Regions from separate parts of the Homo sapiens genome. Here region 2 is linked to region 1. Evidence: read pairs that join two places in POLR2A ChIA-PET (ENCODE). Cell type or tissue: endothelial cell of umbilical vein. All regions are shown on one strand.

Evidence for each region. ChIA-PET counts read pairs that join two places held together with the same protein. Peaks named below come from ENCODE experiments on the same cell type or tissue, not always from the same donor. Only the 100,000 strongest peaks of a DNase experiment are listed, where the experiment ranks them.
Region 2: POLR2A ChIA-PET joins it to region 1 with 5 read pairs; 2 of 35 experiments call an interaction of 5 or more read pairs at or near these places.

What each region holds. Positions count from the first base shown.
Region 1 is chr17:59,424,665-59,429,664 of GRCh38, forward strand. No RefSeq gene overlaps it. Among named protein-coding and RNA genes, the nearest start is that of MIR4729, 61 kb to the left of the region's middle. RefSeq lists a silencer at 3,050-3,179. In endothelial cell of umbilical vein, no CTCF peak of the experiment used is centred here; DNase peaks (open chromatin) are centred at 1,077, 2,867 and 3,357; H3K27ac peaks cover 4,377 bases.
Region 2 is chr17:59,056,202-59,061,201 of GRCh38, forward strand. It overlaps TRIM37 (tripartite motif containing 37), which reads right to left. Exons shown (of 24, transcript NM_015294.6): 12 at 4,831-4,907; 13 at 674-853. It also overlaps the pseudogene RN7SL716P. Among named protein-coding and RNA genes, the nearest start is that of TRIM37, 48 kb to the right of the region's middle. In endothelial cell of umbilical vein, no CTCF peak of the experiment used is centred here; no DNase peak of the experiment used is centred here.

The sequences.
Region 1 (5,000 bases):
TTCTAAGATAGCATAATCCACATACTTAGATGTACCTATAAAATATCTTTTTACAGAATAAAGGGCATGCTATTAAGGAATGACTTTTCTTCCACTGATTGTCATGTGGATCACTTCCTGAACCTGAAGGAGGTTCTGGAACTCCAGACACCGGGTCCTGAGCTCTAGCAAGTAGCTGAGGGAAGAATTTTCAGCCCCCAGCTGCCAGGGGTTCTCAACACAGAAGCAGGACCAGACCAAGCTTTTGGGAATTTGTTCATCATTGTACAGCCGTATCACGGCCTATCCGGAGTGGGAGGGCTGGAGAGTAATTTCCTGACCCTCAGGCTCTGAGCTATTGTTTTGGGGTCTTGCGTACTCTTTTGATCAATTATTTTTTCTGCCTTTAGCCATAACAAGCAACAGGATGGTGCAGCATCCAGGTTCAGAAAGCTGCCTCCTCTCACTTAGTCAAAGTTAATTAATTCTCACTGTACCTTGAACTAGGTCAGCTGCAGGGCTGTGCTGGGCCTGACCTGCTGTCAGGGGAGGGCATTTCTTGTCTGTCTCTTGATGTGCTGTCCTGGGCAGGGAAAGTGGGAAGGGGGTAGGTTTCACCTTTGCGTGGGATCATCTCTCCCCCTTTCTTCCGGGGAGGTGACCATTTTCAGATCTGTGGGTGGGGAGGAAAATCTTCTCTTCCAAAAATAATCTCTCTGCAGTGGGGTTTGAAGCTGGACCAAGCTGCTAGCGCTATTTTTACCCAGCTTGCAGTTCAGGGTGTAAATAGCAACTCTGGCTGTTTTTTCCCACAGCTGACAACAGAGTCAACCTCTTCGAGGCAGGAGCATTCTGGCATTTCGCACAGAGAAAACAGAACACAATTTGCCCTCGGGCCCAGTTGATGATTCCTGGACCGTGGGGTCGATATCCAGGGCTGGCATCTCCACGGTTCTTTTATCTCAGTCTCCACTATAAACACCAGGCCCCATGAGAGCTGCTGGGCTGAGGCTCATTTAAAGAAGCTTCCTGCGGAATGATGAGGGAAAAGGCAGGTCCGTAAATCCCCGCCTGCGCCCGCCGAGGATTCCAAGCGCATGAGCAGCTCCAGGCTCCAGCTTGCTGTCCCCCTTGCCCTCCTTCTTGCATTAGCAGGCACTTCCTCTAAGGCTGCTGCCCTGGGAGGGTTTCTTGCAAACCCACTAGATCTGAGGAAAGACAGAGAAAACATCTACTTAAGGCTGCCCAGATGACAGCATGTGTCTAAAAATATATGTCTCCTAGTTTTCGAGTGATCGAAGGCCCCACAGCCTTCAGCACTGGAGTCATTTAGAGGTCATGGTGAAAGGACTGGCTCCCTCCTTGCCTCCATTTAAGCAGAAGCTGCGAGAAAGCCCCCAAAGCCTTGGGTCATGTCTCCAACAGGCTCGGGTGAGTGGGAAGTTCGGCCTCATAGAAGGCCCCTTGCTGGTGCGGTTCATGAGGACGATAAATTAGCAAAGCTGAGGTGCGCCCATCACGGTGAGCAGTTCTCTATTGCTTCTCTTCTGGGGAATGAACAGGCTTCATTTGCTTTTCCCTGAGGCCAGGTTTCTAACCCAAATCTGTCCCTGGAGTCTTTGGCCTGAAATAAGAAAGGAGTCTTGAGTCAGCAGGAGAGCCACTCCTCACTATGAATTACACAGCAACTCCTTGTGGATCTGCCCGTACCCTTCCCCCGGGCACACATCAATCAATCGAAGTATTTCTCAAATATCTACCCCATACCCAGAACTGGGCATTTAGGTACGTGGTTCAAGTTTCAGATTCTTCCAGCAAATGGTTTGTATGGGGTAAGAAAAAGGATTGGAGGTCAGGTAGGCAGCTGAGTAATCCCCAACTCTGCCTTTTTAAAAGTGGTTTCAGTTGCGCATCCTTGGAATTGATTCTGGGCAGCTGTTAATTGCAAAACTCACTGCCAATTATCGATAGCTAAAGTGGCATTGGAGAGCTTCTCATGGTAAAAATAGGGGCAGGTAATAGATGAGAAAATAGCTTTACATTTGAGAAGAGAGGATGGGAACATATTGTCTCAATCTTGCTGTGTTCGAGGTTTCCTTTGTCAGCCTGGGTTCTCTCCCAAGACTGGCCAGCAAAGTCTACTTAGTGACCTCCAGCAAATAGTCCACCAGCAAGCTACTTAAGATTAGAGCAGGCTGGGCGTGGTGGCTCACGCCTGTAATCCCAGGACTTTGGGAGGCTGAGGCGGGTGGATCACGAGGTCAGGAGATCGAGACCATCCTGGCTAACATGGAGAAACCCCGTCTCTACTAAAAATACAAAAAATTAGCTGGGCGTGGTGGTGGGCGCCTGTAGTCCCAGCTGCTCGGGAGGCTGAGGCAGGAGAATGGCATGAACCCGGGAGGCGGATGTTGCAGTGAGCTGAGATCGTGCCACTGCACTCCAGCCTGGGCAACAGAGCAAGACTCCGTATCAAAAAAAAAAAAAAAAAGATTAGAGCAAAACTTTATCTTGGCAGCAAGAACAGAGGGGATCTCTGCTGAGTTCAGGGCATCCTGTTTCTCACCGGGCTCAGTCACATTAAACAGCCAATACCAGTTTTAGGAAAATCCATGTTGAATTTTAAATGTATTTTGGCTCATTTGGGGGGTTATGATTGTCCAATTCAGCTGGTAGTTTGTGTATCAAACTTCAAATCGACAAACGATGTTTATTCAAGGAAGTTTCTTGAAGCCTAGATGGTACATGTTTACCTTAAAAAGCAAAACCAAAAAATTCCAAAAAACAGAAACAGGAAAAAGTGCCCTGGTGAGTAAAACCAAAAGCATGTGGCAGACAGACACAATGCAGGCCTGAGTATTTTGAACAATGCTCATGGCCCCAGCCTTGACACTGGGGAAACTGGGAATGTGGTCGCAGACTTCCTATGTCAAGTGTTTCCCTGGATTTCCTGGAATCCAACTTGAAGTGCCATTTCCCCTGGTGCCACCAAGGAGTTAAGCTTTGGTTCTGTTCTCCCAGTGACTAAGAATGCTCTGTGTGGCTCTGAGATCATCCAGAAAGAAACTGACAGTCGGCGTGGGAAGAGTGTGAGCTTTCAGTGCTCTTGAAATGCCTTTGATGGGCATGGTGAGAGAGCAAAAGGCTTATTGCCACCTAGTGCCCCTGATTGTGTAATTTCGTCGTGAATTCTTGTTTCTTCTTTTGAATTTTGCATAATTTTAAATGAAGATCTCTAACTCCTTGGGGAGCTTGATATTGTGATGTGTGAGTTATTCTATGGAGCTATTCTATGTGAGCTATTCTATATTTTAGACAGCAAACGTATCCCACCACTTGGAAATATCACCCATTTTGATTGAAAACAAAGTAGAATCAATGACCTGACCAAATCACACGTGTGTGTGTGAGGGAGACTGGGTCTTTCCACTCCTGATGTTTTCTTTCTTCTGAAAGGAGTCCAAACACTCCTTGCTTCTCTCCACCCGCCCCCTCTTCCCTGAGAAGGAGGAGTGGTTTAATATGACTGGTGAGTTTGGAAGGAGGAACTGTGCCTTATATCATCCTCTCTTTTCTTCTTGGGAGCAAGCTTCGCTCCCGTGGGGTGGGAAGAGTAGGCCCATTCCAGCTCAGCTGCCTGTCATCGAGCCGCCAAGTCTGCCTAACTCTGAAGTTGAGTATCGGGAAGCTCGATTGTCTGATGATATAAGCCACGTTCTCTAATATCAGCTTTATCAGTAGAAAAGGTTATTTTTGGTCCTCATCTAGCTTGCTGCTATCTTCTGATTCAATTCAAAATTCACAGAGAAGGGAGCAGACTGCTATTTTGGGGCCTCCTCAAAGACCCCAACATATTTACTGGAAGATTTCCTGTGATTAGAAAAATCCCAGTGTTGGGGTAAGGTCCAACTTATAGATCCACATCATCACTTTCTTATATAACACCAGATTCCTTAGCTGTCAGCTGAGTAAAAGAGAGTTTATGGGTGTTCCTTGCAGCTAAAATGCATCCATTCAAAAGTTATTTATTGAATCCTTACCACGTGCCAGGGGACACATAAGTGATCAAGAGAAACAGTCTTGGGCCGGGCGCAATGGCTCACGCCTGTAATCCCAGCATGTTGGGAGGCCAAGTTGGTTGGTCATTTGAGGTCAGGAGTTTGAGACCAGCCTAGCCAACATGGTGAAACCCCATCTCTACCAAAAATACAAAAAATTAGCCAGGCATGGTGGCAGACACCTGTGGTCCCAGCTACTTGGGAGGCCGAGGCACAAGAATCACTTGAACCCAGGAGGCGGAGGTTGCAGTAAGCCAAGATCACACCACTGCACTCCAGCCTGGGTGACGGTAGTGAAACTCTGTTTCAAAACAAAAAAAAAAGAAAGAAAAAAAAGAGAGAGACACAGTCCCTGCTGTCACACAGTTTATAATTTAACTAGGGTGTATCAATTTAAAAGTTTAATGTTTCAAGTGAAAGAAAACAATCTCAAATAGGCTTGAGTAATACAGGAATTTATTGTCTCACTGGAGATCCAGGCACAATTTGATCCAAGATTCAAACAGCATGGATCCATTTCTTGGCTCTGCTTCCTTTGAGTTGGATTCATTCTTTAGCCACCACATGTTGGAACCCCTCTCTCCTGGCAGCTTCAAGTTTTCCACGACGGCTGCAGCAGATCTAAGACATACCATTTACCAGGCTGACAAGAGTCCAAGTTCCAGCAATCCCTGGAGGTCCATCCTGAGAAGGCCATCTCAGGTTATAGACCAGCATAAATCGGGAGCTCACAGGACAGAAGACACTGATTGGCTCACGCCCAGTGGGGCCCACCCCCTGATATGGGAAAGTTGGGCCCTTTCCACTTCCAGAAATTTGGGCACCTATTTGGAAGGGAGAAAGGGCCACAACTAATAACTGTTTATGATAGAAGGAAAAACAATAAATATGCTTATACTTCTGCTCTGAGGGAATCATTCAGCCTGCAGAAAATGGAGACATCTCATTACTACCTGGCGAGTC
Region 2 (5,000 bases), 370 kb before region 1:
CCCCCTTTTTTTTTTCTTTTTAAAAAGATGGGGGGTCTCATAATGTTTCCTAAGCTGGTCTCAAACTCCTGGGCCCAAGCCGTCCTCCCATCTTAGCCTCCATAGTAGATGGAAACACCGGCGCACCACTGCACCCAGCTTATCTTTAATGGAATTGCTAACTAGATGTCAAAAAAAGTTTGACTTTTTGACTACAAATTTTTGATTATTATCCACTTAAATAAAACAGTTAAGAAAGTGATAAGGGGCCGGGCACGGTGGCTCACGCCTGTAATCCCAGCACTTTGGGAGGCCGAGGCGGGCGGATCACGAGGTCAGGAGATCGAGACCATCCTGGCTAAAACAGTGAAACCCCGTCTCTACTAAAAATAGTAAAAAATTAGCCAGGCGTGGTGGCGGGCGCCTGTAGTCCCAGCTACTCGGGAGGCTGAGGCAGGAGAATGGCGTGAACCCGGGAGGCGGAGCTTGTAGTGAGCCGAGATCGCGCCAGGGCGACAGAGCGAGACTATGTCTCCAAAAAAAAAAAAAAAAAAAAAAAAAAAAAAAGGTGATAAGGTTATAGTTAGTATGAATTTCAATATTCATCTTTGTTAACCAAATGATCTTTGAAATATAGTTCTGATGATATTATTTCCCCACAATAAAAACCACAACATCAAATTTTTCCTGTTACCTTAAAATCACTGTATCATTTTGTGGATTCAAGTATCCTTCATTTGCGAGTAAGTCCAAACGGAAAAATCTATTATAGCCCCAGCATTCTCCAACTTCAAAGTCAGATGCAAATTCTCGAATGATATTTTTTGTAGGATCATTACAGGACTGGTGAACCATCTCTACACGATATTCATATCTAAAATTGAAAAACAGACCATTACTATACAGTTAGTAAAGTAAGAATAAAAAACAAACTCATCTAAACATTAAGGTCACTAAGTAATTACCTGAGAAGAAACCTTATTGATATACGCAGTTACATTTCTTTTATCATTTATAAAAACAGCAGTATTTTGGGGTTTTTTTATTTATTTAAGATGGAGTTTCACTCTTGTTGCCCAGGCTGGAGTGCAATGGTGCAATTTCAGCTCACTGCATCCTCTGACTCCAGGTTCAAGTGATTCTCCTGCCTCGGCCTACAGAGTAGCTGAGATTACAGGCGTGTACCATGCTTAGCTAATTTTGTATTTTTAGTGGAGACGGGGGTTCATGTTGGCCAGGCTGGTCTTGAACTCCTGACCTCAGGTGATCCACCCACCTTGGCCTCCCAGTGTGCTGGGATTGCAGGCGTGAGCCACCACACCCGGCCAGAAAAAGAGCAGTATTTTTTTGTTTGCTTTTTTGAGATAGAGTCTCACTCTGTAGCCCAGGCTAGAGGGCAGTGGCGGGGTCTCAGCTCACTGCAACCTCTGCCCCCCAGTTCAAGTGATTCTGCTGCCTCAGCCTCCCAAGTAGCTGAGATTACAAGTGCACACCACCATGCCCAGCTAATTTTTTGTATTTTTAGTAGAGACAGGGTTTCATAATGTTGGACAGGCTAGTATCAAACTCTTGACCTCAGATGATCCACCCTCCTTGACCTCCCAAAGGGCTGGGATTACGGGTGTGAGCCACTGCGCCCAGCCAAAACAGCAGTATTTTGAACGAACCACCAAAACATGAATGGCAATAGGTCCTTTTTTCCTCGTAAAGATGTTTACCGATATATCAGGTATAAAACAACACCTCAAAAAATAAATAAATTTTGAATAAACAAGTAATTCAAAGTTGCTTTTGTTTTACTAATGCAATATTTTTTCCATATATTCACTACATATGTTTCCTCATAAATATTGTTATTTCTATTATCCTTTGAGGTTTATCACCTTGCAATTTTAAAATATAAATTTTGAAATACTCTACTGTATTTTGCCAGTACAAGTGATAAGAAAGCAAATTATTGTGTATTCAGAAAATCAAAGGCTATAAAATTTCCTAATAGAAAATAAGTATGCAGCCATAAAAAAGAACGAGATTATGTTTTTTGTGCAACATGGATGGATGGAGCTGGAGGCTATTATCCTCAGCAAACTAACACAGGAACAGAAAACCAAATACCACGTGTTCTCACTTATATTGTGGGAGCTAAATGATGAGAACTTATGAACACAAAGAAGGAAACAACAGACACTGGGGTATGCTTGAGGGCAGAGGGTGGGAAAAAGGAGAGGAGCAGAAAAGATAACTATTGGGTACTGGGCTTAATTCCTGGGTGATGAAATAATCTGTACAATGAACCCCCATGACATGAGTTTACCTATGTAACAAACCTTCATACGTAACACCAAACCTAAAATAAAAGTTAAAAAGAAAAGAAAAAGGAAAAAGAAAATAAGTAAGCTGGACACAGTGGCTAACACCTGTAATCCCAGCACTTTAAGAGACCGAGGTGGGCAGATCGCCTGAGCCCAGGAGTCTGAGACCAGCCTGGGCAACATGGCGAAACCCCGTCTCCATAAAAACAAAAAACAAAAAAATTAGCTGGGTACGGTAGTGCATTCCTGTAGTCCCAGCTACTTGGGAGACTGAGGCAGGAGGATCACCTGGGCCCAGGAGGTTGAGGCTGCAGTGAGCCATAATTGTGCCACTGTGCTCCAGCCTCAGTGACACAGCAAGACCCTGTCTCAAAAAGAAAAGAAGTATACATTGGGAAAGCCAATATATTCTAATTTATATATCCAATCTTGTAAAATTTTCAGGTTTACAAAAAGACAAAGAAGATAGCCTATAAACTTTTGTGCATTAATGCACATTATCAAGAAAATGAAAAGAAAACCTACCAAATGGGAGAAACTATTTGCAAATCATATGTCTGATAAAGGTTTAGTATCCAAAATATATAAAGAATTCTTGACCGGGCACAGTGGCACACACCTGTAATCCCAGCATTTTGGGAGGCTGAGGTGGGCGGATCACCTGAGGATACGAGTTCAAGACCAGCCTGGCCAATATGGTGAAACCCCGTTTCTACTAAAAATACAAAAATTGGCTGGGCGTGGTGGTGCATGCCTGTAATCCCAGCTATTTTGGGAGGCTGAGGCAGGAGAATTGCTTGAACCTGGGAGGCAGAGGTTGCAGTGAGCTGAGATCATGCCACTGTACTCCAAGCTGGGTGATAAAGTGAGACTCAAAATACATTAAGTAAATAAATAAATTGAGACAGGGTCTCACTCTGTCATTCAGGCTGGAGTGCAGTGGTGCGGACACAGCTCATTGCAGCCTCGACTTCCTGGGCTCAAGCAATCCTCCTGCCTCAGCCTCCTGAGTAGCTGAGACGTATGCAGGGTCTCACCATATTGCCCAGGCTGGTCTCAAATTCCTGGTCTCAAGCAATCCTCCTGCCTTGGCCTCCCAAAGTGCTGGGATTACAGGTATGGGCCAGCCAGTCTGGCATATTAACCTTTGACTGAACACAAGACACTGTAAATTTTACTCTGTTGGATGTTAGATACTTCAGCAACCTTATAAATTTTCTTGAGCTTCCTTCTGGGATGCAGTTAAGTTACTTGAAAACAATTTGATCCTTTCAGGTCTCACTTTTGTTAGGTGGGTCCAGAGCAGTGTTCAGTCTAGGGCTAATTTCTGCTATCGAGACAAAAACTTCCTTAGTGTTATACCCAATCAGTGACCCATGAATTATAAATTTCTCCACCGTGGCAGGTTGCAATAGACACAGTTCCTGGCCCCGTGTGAACACCAGTCACTCACTATTCCCTCTAATCCTGTCAAGGAGTTCTTTCCCCAATCTCAGGTAGTTTCCTCAGACATATGCCCTGATAAGTACTCTGCTGAATACTCAAGGGGAACCCATTACGGATCTCTAGACTTCAGTCTCTGCAGCTTTCTCCTCTCTGGTATTTTGTCCAATGCGCTCTAGCTGTATTGTCCTTTCTAGACTCTCAGCACTATCCCCTCAACTAAGTCTGCCAGATTCTCCCTCAGTCCCAGCTCCTCCCTGTGTTGCAGCCTGAAAACTCTCTCAAGGCTGTAAGCTGGAGAAATTGTAGAGTTAGTTTGTGTTTCTCATCTCTCAGGGACTACTTTCATTTGTTACCACCATGTCCAGTGTCTAGAAAATGTTGTTTCATGAGGTCTTTTTTTTTTTTTGGTTGTTGCAGGAAAATGGGTAGATCTCATCCCTCTTGCTTCATGTTAGCTGAAAGCAGACATTCCATACTAAACTAACAGATTTCATGTAACAGAGTTAAAAAAAAAAATCATTAATATGATTCCAGATCCCACATTGTAAATAACATTTAACAACCTACCACTTGTTCAGTTTGGATGTAATATCAAAGAAGATCCACAATTATCTAAAACCACTTTAAAAAATATTCCTCCTTGTCAAAAAGTACATTTGTGGTTCTCAGGGACTGAGGGAAACGGGGAATGGGAAGTGACTGCTAAGGAGTACAGGGATTCCTTGTGGAGTAAATAGAATGTTATAAAATTAGATGTTGGTGATGGTTGTAGAACTCTGCAGACAGATTTCATACATGTATTTCAATCAAAATGATATTTTAAAAAAATTGAATATAAAAGCAGACATGAGAATCCAGTAGTCTTCTTCTAAGCCAGATAGTAAAGAGATTTCTAAAAACGCAAAGCAATACAAGTTTTCTTAAAAATATTTTGTTTTTAGAAAAATACCATCCTATGATGCCAAGAACATATTATTCTACATCTTAACAGACATACCAATACAGTAATTAACAAAAATAAAAATTAACAAAAATTGCTAGGGGGAAGGTATGTAAATGCACATTAAGGTTGTTATTTAATTACACTTCTTACTTAGAAGTTTCAGGCAAGCCAGCTGAGAGCTCCAGAAACACAGATAAGTAGTAACCTCGCACAACTCCATTTCCATCCTAAAAGAAGAATAATCAGTTTGAGTGTAAAAAAATTAAGCCACAATAAAACAAAATGCAGATAATATCTGATATCTAGATTGAGAAGTACTT